Linked DNA regions of Homo sapiens: region 1 is linked to region 2. A link is an interaction called in ENCODE POLR2A ChIA-PET data of the cell type or tissue named here. Cell type or tissue: Caco-2. All regions are shown on one strand. Each heading gives the region's core, and the rest is flanking DNA. Links, peaks and the distances in the headings are about the cores only. Region 1 overlaps COL20A1 (collagen type XX alpha 1 chain). Region 2 has its middle 7.1 kb from the start of YTHDF1.

Region 1 (5,362 bases), core at 109-5,108, 100 kb before region 2:
CAGCAGCCAGGAGGATAAGAGGGCGGGAGTGGGGAGGACAAGGAGGACAGGAGGGCGGGAGGGCGGGAGGAAGGATGGGAGGTAGGCTGGGCTCTCCTGTGTGGCCCTAAGCAGGCAGCTCATGTTTCCTGAAGACTGGGGAAGAGGTCATCTTGAGGGCCCTGGAAGGCCAGGCCGAGGCTGACCTCTTTGCCATGACTGGCTTTGTGTGGGCTCAGGGAAGCCCCGTGTCCTCACCCCAGCACCCCAGAGGCTGGACAGTGGCATCTCCAGCAGGAGCTGCTGTGCTGACACAGATTGAAGCCCCAGCCCCAGGACCAGGGGACAACCGGCGCCCCCACCGGCCACAACTCCCTCCCCAAGAGCCAGGAGCCCAGTACCTCTGCCCTCAAGGTGGCGGCCACCACGCCCCCATTCTCCAGGAACCAGGGCCTTGCTGCGGGTGCCAGGGGACCCCAGGGGCTCAGTGCCCGGCTCCAGCTTCTGCTCCAAGATGGGCATGGGGGGCCTGGTGTTCTCGTGGAAGGAGTCGAACTTTGACACGTGTGCTGTGGGGAGGAGGGGTGTCAGCAGGACACAGTGGGGACCCGGGGATGCGAGGCCTGTGCAGGCCACGCCAGGACACCTGGCCCAGGTGTGCTAACGATGGGTGAAGGCGGCCTCCCTCGGCCTGGCCAGTGTGAGGACAGACAGGTGTGGTAGGCACAGGTGCAGGGCTGCTGGCCTCACTCACTCTGAATGGCAGACTCACAGGCCTGGCTCACAAGCTGGTAGAGGGTGGCAAGGGACTGCGGCTCGCCCTGGAAGGGAAGGTGGTGCAGCTTTGGGACCCGTGTGGCAGGTGCCTTCCCAGGAGATCCCAAGTGAGCCAAAGATCTCAGCCTCACTTACCTTCTCTCCTCGTTCCCCTTTGGGCCCTGGCAGTCCCTGATGAGGAGGGGAAGAGAAAAGAAGTCAGCAGAGATGGCCTGAGACCACACGTGACAAGTGTGAGATGGCCCTGAGGTGGATCCTCACTCAGGCAGCCTGATAGCCACAGTGGCGGTGTGAAAGCCCCATCCCAAATTCCCAGATCCTAGGAGCCTGTGGTCCTCGCCTGCACCCGAGAGCAGGCATGTGAGAGGCTCGGTTCTGCAGCAGAGTCCTGAGTGGGGCTGGAACTTGTGCCACAAAGGACTTGCCTCTGGCTGTAGATTTTGTGCTAGGGGAGATGGCGGGTGTGGGACACTGCCCAGAGAACAGACCCCTCCCGGGCCCCGGGCCCGGGTCAGGCCTGTGCTGGCACTTCCCTGCCGTCTTCTGTCTTCTTCCACCTCCCCAGCTCCTTGGTGAACCTGGAGCCCACCTAAGGGGGGGCCCATGGAGCTGCTGAAGGCCAAGGCATCCCCCAGGGGACACTACACCCCCATCTCCCACGTCTGTCCCCCTACCCTCCATGGAGCCTGCCGCCCCACCACCTCCCCTCCACCACGTCTGTCCTGGGTGGGGTTGGGAGAGGTGCAGAACCAGCCCTTAGCTACACTCTCTTGTACTAGCACCAACACCAAGCTCCCAGCTCAGAACAGGCCTCCAACAACAAATGGGAAGTCCCTGAGTGGTCAATAGGAAGTCCCTGGGTGGTCAATAGGAAGTCCCTGAGTGGCCAACAGGAAGTCTCTGAGCGGTCAACAGGAAGTCCCCGGGCCGTCAACAGGAAGTCCCTGAGTGGTAAACACAAGTCCCTGGGCAGTCAACAGAAAGTCCCTGAGTGGTAAACAGGAAGTCCCTGGCAGTCAACAGGAAGTCCCTGGGAGAGCGACAGGAAGTCCTTGGGTGGTCAACAGGAAGTCCATGGGCTGTCACCAGGAAGTCCCTAGGGGGGTCAACAGGAAGTTCCAGGCCAGTAAACAGGAAGCTGTCAACAGGAAGTCTGTGGGCTGTCAACAGGAAGTCCCTAGGTGGTCAGTAGGAAGTCCCTGAGCTGTCAGTAGGAAGTCCCTGAGTGGTTGCATGTGGGGCTTGCACCCTTCGCTCCCCCACCTTTGGTTGGCTGGTGGGTGTTGGAAATGCACTTACTGTGGGCCCCACGGTCCCTGGAGGTCCTCGCTCTCCACTAGTGCCCCTGGCCCCTGCCATGCCCTGGAACCCCTGCATAGACACAGAAGTCAGGGTTTGGCTTGGGCCCCCAGCAAATCTGCTCCCACTTCAGCCCTGGTTCCCAGATGTCCCAGGGGCCCCCTGACCTGACAAGGGCGGTGGATGCCTGGCTGGCCCCAGCCTCCTTCAGGCCATTCCTCCGGCAGGTGGTGCCTCCCCTGCCTCCAGGCCCTGGCTCCCCATGCCCTGCACCCCTCCTCCAGCACTGTCAGCACGCTGCTCTAAACGTCCCCAGCTGTGCCAGCTGCTCCAGTGTGACTGCAAGTTGGGCTTCCCCTAAAGTGGCGCTTGCAGGGAGGCAACCTGGCCTGCCCAGCACTCAGCCCGAGGCCGATGCCAGGAGACCCCCCTCCAAGGTCTCCCAGGAACTGAGTCCTCAGCACAGAGCCCTCACTTGGGAGCATGCAGTGCTCCTGGGCAGACGCTCACCCACCCACAGGGCCCTGCAGAAAGTTCCAGCAGAAGTGAGGCCCTCCCAGGCACTTCCTGGGGTAACCTAGGGGTGGCAGCTGGTGTTCAGACTGGCCTCTGCCTGACCCCTGGAACACAGGAACCCTGGGTGGGGGTCGGGGTCATGGGAGGTCGGTGCCTACCCTGGGGCCAGGGGGTCCAGGCAGGCCAGCAGTTCCCTCCAGGCCTCTCATTCCCTGATGGCAAAGGAAGGCGCAAGCTGGGTGGGGTTTGTACCTGTACCCAGCCCTCCCATGGTGACAGCCCCCCAGCAGCACCCAACACACCCTGTAACCCAAGCAGCAAAGGTGAGGCAGCTGAGGCTGCCAGGCTCCTACCCAGCCACTCCCCCACCCACCCTGCCTCAGTGACAGCTCCTGCCTGGGGTGGGCTGGAGCTCTCCAGCCTTCTGGCCAGGCCACAGGCTGAAGGGGGTGGTGCAGCAGGTGAGGCAGGAGCCCAGGAGAAAGCACCTCCCCCTCCCTACCCCACAGCCTCCATCTCCAAGGCCCCCCGTCCCCAGGCCAGTCTCTACCACCCTGACAGAACCCTCCAAGCCCAGAGCCGGCACCTTTGGTCCCTGGAGGCCAACTCTCCCGGGGATGCCCTGGTGGCCGGGGTGGCCCTGGGAGAGAACAGAGGGGCCGGCCAGGCAGGGGCCAGGGTCACATCCAGAGGTGGCCCTGCCTGTGAGGCCTCACCCCCAACCCCTGTGCCCCCCAGGCACTCCCCATCTCCATCCCTGTCCTTCCCCCACCCCCACCAACCCCTGTGGCCCCCTGGCCCCAGCCACACTACCTGCAAGCCTGGAAGCCCATGGTCTCCCTTCTCTCCTTTGACCCCTGGTGGACCCTGGAGGGGGAAGATGGGCTGGACAGCGAAGCGGAGGGGGCACAGGGCAGGAGGGCAGGGAAGGAGTGACACCTACCACAGGCCCCTGGACTGCACGGCCCTGGGTCCCCGGCGAGCCCTGCTGGCCTCCAGGACCTTCTGGTCCCATCTGTCCGGGTGGCCCGGGCTCTCCCTGGAGACACAGGCAGCGGGTAGGGCCTGACAAGGTCACGCTTGCCACCCCTCCTGTGGCCCCTCTGGGTCACAGCCAGCCCTCCCAGCCCTCTGGGCATTCAGACCCAGACCGACATGGAGACACCTCCATTAAAGGAGCAGGGGCAGCCCCAGCACCCTCACTGCTCACCCTGGGAGGGTCTGGGAGAACCCACAGCAGGGGTCTGCAGAGCTAGAGAATGGCAGAGCCAAGCCTGTGAAGCCAGTTCCAACCAACCTCACCCCCAGCCCTCCCCTGCCCAACTCTGGGTTCTAACGGGGTGTGGGGGGCGCTGCAGAAATCACCGAGGAAAAGCCAGAGACCCCCACAGGCCAACTGTATGGAAGAGACAGAAAACTTTCTTAAGCCCTGGACCCCAAAACACTAGACTCAGGTTTTATGGGAAATCCAACCCTGTGGGGCAGAGGACACTGCTGCTATTTAAACTCAAATTATCTTTTGAACAAAGCAAACTGAGGTTCCAAACACTATAAAGAAAACTGTGACAGTCTTATTTAGAAGCATCAGTGCGAAATCCAAAACAAAATGTCAGCAAGCTGAGCTCTGCAGCACATGGCATGGATAACGAGAATTCAGCGACCACGTCAGATTTTCGACGGATGCAGCAATCATCCAGTATTTAGGGATATCCTACAATTAATAGCTCCAAGACGCACAGTCATTTCATTATGTCCATAACAGCACTAGAGCTTGTTTAATGTGCATTCTTGGTGTTTTAAATCTAATAAAAGAAGAGTGGATGGACTTCACTACCACATGACAAAATGCACCTGTCTCCGCTTCCAGGACAGCACTTTAATGGTCAAATGCTAGAAGCACTTCTGTTAGGCCAAGAAGAAAATGAGAGTATCTGCTACTGCCACTGTTCTCTGACAAAATTCTGGAGTATTCACCAACACCATTAGACAAGAAAAAGAAATTTGAGTGATCAAGACTGAAAAGCCGAAGGTGAAGTGTTTATTTGCAGGTGATGTCACTGTAAACCTGGAAAATCCAAGAAAACCACAAAGAAGATAATTGAGAAAGAAAACTGGGTACAAAAGTCATACACAGCGGTCACGGCCAGTGTGAAAATAATGAGGTAGAAGCTGTAATGAGAGAAAACACCTCACTTATAATAGCAACAAAAAAGAGGACATACGTAGGGATGAAGGAGAACCGAGTGGGTCTGTAGGAAGAGACCATCCCCACACTGTACTGAGGGCCACAACAGGCCCTGTGAACAAAAGGCAGGATGGCTGTGTTTTTGGATGAGAAGATTCAACATCATGAAGACATCATCTGTTCCCGAGTATATCTATAAAGCGAATGCAGTTCCAGTAAAAACACCAACTGAATTGTTTAGGTTAAACGGATAAGTCGATTCTACAGTTCACTGAACAATGAAATAAGCAAAGAGAGCCAGGAAAATTCTGGGGGAATAATACAAAAGAGGACCAGCCCATCTGGCATCGACATCTTAAAGAAATCTGTAATAATTTAAGCAGCACAGCCCTCGCCTGTGAACAACAGACACATCAACGGGACAGACTGGAGCATCTGAAAAACCCCAAAATACACAGGGGCCTTAGGACAGCACGAGAGCCAGGGCGTTCAACTTCTGCAAGGGGCTGGCTGTGTAATGAACGACTCAGGCGACCAGGGGTGGTCTGTGAAGAGGTGAAGCTGGAGTCCTCCCCGTCCTCTGTCCTCCCCAGTGCTGTAACAAAA
Region 2 (5,362 bases), core at 218-5,217:
GACTCCATCGCAAAACAAGGCCAGTGCAGTGGCTCACGCCTGTAATCCCAGCATTTTGGGAGGCCAAGGCGGGCGGATCACCTGAGGTTGGGAGTTTGAGACCAGCCTGGCCAACATGAAGAAACCCCATCTCTACTAAAAATACAAAATTAGCCAGGCGTGGTGGCGCATGCCTGTAATCCCAGCCACTTGGGAGGCTGAGGCAGGAGAATCGCTTGAACCCTGGAGGCGGAGGTTGTGGTGAGCTGAGATCACGCCATTGCACTCCAGCCTGGGCAACAAGAGCGAAACTCTGTTTCAAAACAAAAACAAAAACAAAAACAAAAACAAACTCAGGACCCCAATTCACTCTGCCACAAGAAAAAAATTAAACTAAAAGCTAAGTCATGTGAGAAGCTGCCTTTCTTTTTGTTCCTAAGCAGGTAGTTACAGATAACAGGTGAAGCATCTCTACAGGAGACGTTCACCTTATTTCATACAAGTGCAGGTTTCCGAGCATGAGAGGAACACACAGCTGACGATTCCCCTGCCTGCTCCTCTTCTCTTGCAGCATGTGATTACCAAGGCCTCCCTCTTGCCCCTCCAGCCTGCTTTCCCCCCCTTTAAATGGTGGAGCCCTCAAAAGCATCTTTGGAGAAAGGCACAGACCACAGACTAAAAGGACATGTGACTCCATGTGCTTTTCTTCTAGGCATGTCCTTAACCTTGGCAAAATAAACGTCTCGATCGACTGAGCCCTGCCTCTCATGCTTTTTGGTTTACAGCTTCCTCCCCGAGTCTTAGGTGGAGCTCTCCAGAGCAGACCCCAAAACAAAAATGAGCAGTAGGTATGTTCCCGAGGGGTCACTGCCCTGGGCACCCCGCTGAGGGCCTCCCAGAGCCCAGGGACTCCCCAGGTATCCTGCCAAGGGGCCAGCATCCTGGCGCAAGTCCATCCCTCTGGGCTTTGGCTGCGGTGAGCGCTGGCTCCCAGCCAGCGCCTAGAGAGCCACAGGCAGAGTTGCAAGAGGCCAGCAGGGAGCGTCCTGAGAAGACCAGCGTGGGCCCAGAGCAGGCCCCACCACGGGCTTCTCCCCACCTGCTGGACTGGGCTGGGCTGGATGCTGACCCGACCATGGGTCTCAGTCTGGATGGTCAGCATTCCTCAGTGCCACGGCAGCTGTCTGGACCACACCTCCCGTGGCTGTGGCCCCACCTGGGTCCGTTAGTCTGATTTATTTTCCTGGCATGCCTGGCCCAGGCCTGTTGGGGGCAGGGGTGGGGAGAAGCTTATTTAGTACAGCTGTGCCTGGCTCCTTCCTGCAGCTTCCCAAGCCCCTGTGGCTTGTGAAGTTGAGCTGAGAGGCCACCTAGGGCCAGGGATGGACAGAAGGCCTGTATTAATGGGGAGGGCGGGAGGATGAGAGCAGCAGGCCTCTGTTCCCGCAATCCTGCAGAGCCCAGACATCCACCGAACAGCCCTGCTATCTGTGAGCTTCTGGGCATCATTTGAAAACATGAGATGCACCATCTCTGGCCCCAGATTCCAGCCTGGGAATCCAGGAGGTGGTTGAGTCAGCTTTAGGAAAGGCTAGATCAGGGAGCTCTGGGACCACAGGGAGGACTCTGGAGAGGGAAGGGGAAGCAAGAGGCTGCAAGAGGCAAACTGGACACTGCACTCTCCAGCTCCACACGCAGAGTGAGCAGGGCCAGTGAGCACTCCCCAGCTCCACATGCAGAGTGAGAGGGGCCAGTGAGCACTCCCCAGCTCCACACGCAGAGTGAGAGGGGCCACTGAACACTCCCCAGCTCCACGCAGCAGAGGGAGCAGGGTGGGTGAGCAGGTCTTAGGAGCTTGCCAACCTCGCAGAGTGCTAGGCACATGTGCAGCCATCAGGCTCACCTGGAGGTTTCAGGCTCAACCAGAGGCCTCCTGACCATGTAGGTCACCAACTCCACCCCAGACTACTTTGATTTCTCTGCTGGGGGTCGGTGGGGGGCAGAGGGGTGGACATGTGTGTTAATTAAAGCTTTCTGGGAGTGTGAAGGATCAGCGTTGAGTATCAGTGCCTGGAGTCTGAGCTTGGCCGTCAAAGACATTAGCCACTAGCTGCGTGTGTCTGCTGGAATTTAATTAAATAAAATTGAAAGGGCAGTTTCTCAATTTCAAAGGTTCAATAGCAGCACCTGCTGGACACAGCAGGCCACAAGTTACAGAATGCCCACCAGGTGGGGTGAGCCCCTCTGGCGCTCCCTTCCACATGCTGCCTCCCAGCTGGGGAAACTGAGGCAGGTCCCTGGGGAGCTGGAAGGTGCACACCAAGGACCTAACTCCTGATTCAGAGCTCCCTCTGCTGGACATAAAGCAGGTGACAGCACAGAGGTGACACCAGGGGCCTTGGAGCTGTCCCTACAGACAAGTGATGACCCAGTGGTCCCAGGTGTCCCCAGGGTGAGCATGAGATCTCGAGGAGCCACACGAAGCTTTGGAGAGGAGGTGAAGCAGGCGGCTTCAGGCAGAGGGAACAGCGTGGCCCTGGGGGATGTGCATGTGGCTGGCATCCTGGGGACTGTAGGCAGACAGGGGTGCAGAGGTGTGTGGGGCTAGCGCACGGGTACCTGGAGCCCCTGGTCCAAGAGGCGCTGGGAACAAGGGAGGGATCTGAGCAGGGCTGGACTGTCCAGACACACTCCTCCTCTGTGGAACTGTGGGCCAGGCCCGAGGTTCGTATGTTATGCTTGTCCCTATGGTCAGGACACTCAGCTGCAGGTGACAGAAACTCAAAGCTAAAAATGAAATGTATTGCTTCACCCAACCAAAAGCACAGAAGTGGACCATTTCAGACTCAGCTGGATCCTGGTGTTCAAGCATCTTCATTCACTTGCTTCTCCCTCTCTGGACTGGCATCAGGCCCAGGTGAGGCATCCATCCCCAACCACAGGGGTTGAGGAGGGGACGCCCTGAAAGAATATCAGGAATGTGGTCACTCAACTGAAGGGAGCTACATGCCGGGCAGGCCAGTAGAGTCACCCAAGACAGCTAGCAAGCCACGTGGAAGGGTGGGAGAGTCCAGGTGGCCTTCCTCATCCTGGGACAGGTGCTCCCCTGGGGAGAGGCTGCTGTTTGCAAGGGCAGATGAAATCAGCAGCGTCTTTTGCTAGCACAGTACTCAGCACCCGGCACGCCTCCCTGTAGCACCGCCCAACCCCAGGTCCTGTTCTCCAGAGCTAGCCCTGCCCATTCTCATTCCTGTCCCACCTGTGGCCCTCCCCAGGCACCTGGCCCAGGTAGATCCAGCCATTGTGGGGCCTCCCTTTCTGGGCCACCTGCAGCTCTAGCTGTGAAGCCTGAGCCTGCAGGTGCCTATCTGTGTCATCTGATCATGTTGGTTACTCTCTGGTCCCCCTCCTGGCATGGTTTCCTCCCCACTTTCTAGCCTGAGTCGTCCCCATGGTCCCCCTCTTTGAAGACCTCTGGTAGAGCCCCAGAGTCCTGGTGGCATCCAGGGACTCCTCTGGTGTCTTTCAGACCCAGGGCTGGCCTCATAGGATGTGACCCAAGCGGCCCCACACCCAGAGGGTGCTGTCGTCACCATCTTGATATTAACACTTTTGTCTGAATCTGTGTTTTGTGAGTGCCATCTGATGAGATGGTGGCATGCGCCTGCACTTGGGGTCTGGGAGCCTGGCTTGGCACAACCCTCCTCCCCCCACCCCCAGGAATGGTGTTTAGCCACCCAGTGACCCCTGCCAACCCTCATCCCAGCAGGGACCTGGGTGTGGGCACAGAGGGATCAGGGGCATGGCCCATGCATGGAGCCACAGGGACAGGTTCAGGTGCCTGTGAGAGTTTCCCCTCCCCTTGCCCAAGAGCACATGACGTTAAATAACAAATAAAAACACCATCACAGGTGCAGGGAGGGGCGCTGGAAGGAAGGAAAGAGCCTTCTCTTGCTGTTTGAACGAGGGCCCCGAATTTTCATCTTGCCCTGCTGGGACTCTGTCTGGCTGCCAGGCGAGGCCTCTCCTCACCAGAGCAGAGCCCAGTAAGCACCTCTTGTAGCAGAGCCTGCATTGTCTCACTGCTGAAGGTGTCCACGGAGGCGGGTGGTGCTGCAAGAGCAATGCAGTCCCTGCAGTCCCTGCAATCCCTGCAATCCCTGCAGTCCCTGCAGTCCCTGCAGTCCCTGCAATCCCTGCAGTCCCTGCAGTCCCTGCAATCCCTGCAGTCCCTGCAATCCCTGCAATCCCTGCAATCCCTGCAGTCCCTGCAGTCCCTGCAGTCCCTGCAGTCCCTGCAGTCCCTGCAATCCCTGCAGTCCCTGCAATCCCTGCAATCCCTGCAATCCCTGCAGTCCCTGCAATCCCTGCAGTCCGAAGCTACTGCGATGAGCAAGGCACGCTCACATCTGCTCCCTGAGCCTCCACCTTGGGGCTAACGGAGACATCGGCCCCAGAGCACCTGGCACTGGTACTTACAGGCAGATGACAGTTCTCTGCAGTGGGAGAAGAGGCTCTTGGCAAAGTGGAGTTAGGAGAGGCCCTGTTTCAACTCCTGGAAAAGCAGGGAGGGAGCTGAGGCCTGCAGACCAGCAGGACCGGGGCTAGGAGCTTTACTGTTCAGGCTGGGTTGCTGGCCCCTGGGGGATGTCATGCCGATGGAGCAGGGCCAAGGACAGGGCAGGTGCCAGGGCTCAGGACCAGGTGAGAGCTCAGGGAGCTGCCAGAGTAACTATGCGGCCTGGACACTTTCATTAACTTCTCAGAGGCTTAGCTGCTCCAGCAATCCAGAGTTGCTCTAACTCCCTCGGCTCTCTGGATGCAATGCAGAGCTTCCTTCCACGTGCTGAGCCGTCTTCCCTGTACCTGCACTCGGCAGTGGACACGAGGGGACCTGCTCAGGGACCTGACCTTCCAGTGGGCAGGCAGGTGTTGCTGTGTCCTGCCTCCTGCTGTCCATCCACCTGGGGCACCCTGCCCACCTGCCTGCATCCTCATTTGGTGAGTGCCTGCCTATCCTGAGTCTCTGGGCTCCTCTCTGTCCTGCCTCCATCACAGCTCAGATCTACAGTGACCCATCTACCTCTGCCTCCCATCTGGGTTGCAGGAGCAGCACCTGGCCTGTTCTGTCCCCGTGTGTGGAGAACAGCAGGTGCTCAGTGAAGCTAGATGAACCTTTGTAGGGCTATGGAAGGTCCCAGCACCAGGAGCTCTGCTGGGCAGGGGCCACCTCGTGCCCCCACGCCCCATACACATAATAAGTATGTGCTCAGTTCACACTTGTGGGGTGAATGGTCCAATGAGAAGCTTAGAGAGAGAAGGTTTGAAAACTGTAAAGTGCCGTGCATCATGGGAGGCACGTCAGCGCACTCCACGTCAGCGC

Evidence for each region. ChIA-PET counts read pairs that join two places held together with the same protein. Peaks named below come from ENCODE experiments on the same cell type or tissue, not always from the same donor. Only the 100,000 strongest peaks of a DNase experiment are listed, where the experiment ranks them.
Region 1: POLR2A ChIA-PET joins it to region 2 with 6 read pairs; 2 of 35 experiments call an interaction of 5 or more read pairs at or near these places.

Annotation. Positions count from the first base shown.
Region 1 is chr20:63,323,517-63,328,878 of GRCh38, reverse strand. COL20A1 (collagen type XX alpha 1 chain) reads right to left here. Exons shown (of 36, transcript NM_020882.4): 28 at 3,385-3,438; 29 at 3,158-3,211; 30 at 2,730-2,783; 31 at 2,056-2,127; 32 at 892-927; 33 at 752-800; 34 at 381-548. Among named protein-coding and RNA genes, the nearest start is that of COL20A1, 33 kb to the right of the region's middle. In Caco-2, for the core only: no CTCF peak of the experiment used is centred there; DNase peaks (open chromatin) are centred at 2,838, 2,968 and 3,708.
Region 2 is chr20:63,220,504-63,225,865 of GRCh38, reverse strand. No RefSeq gene overlaps it. Among named protein-coding and RNA genes, the nearest start is that of YTHDF1, 7.1 kb to the right of the region's middle. In Caco-2, for the core only: CTCF peaks have their summits at 2,137 (motif pointing left) and 2,341 (motif pointing left); DNase peaks (open chromatin) are centred at 2,335, 3,146, 3,430 and 4,863.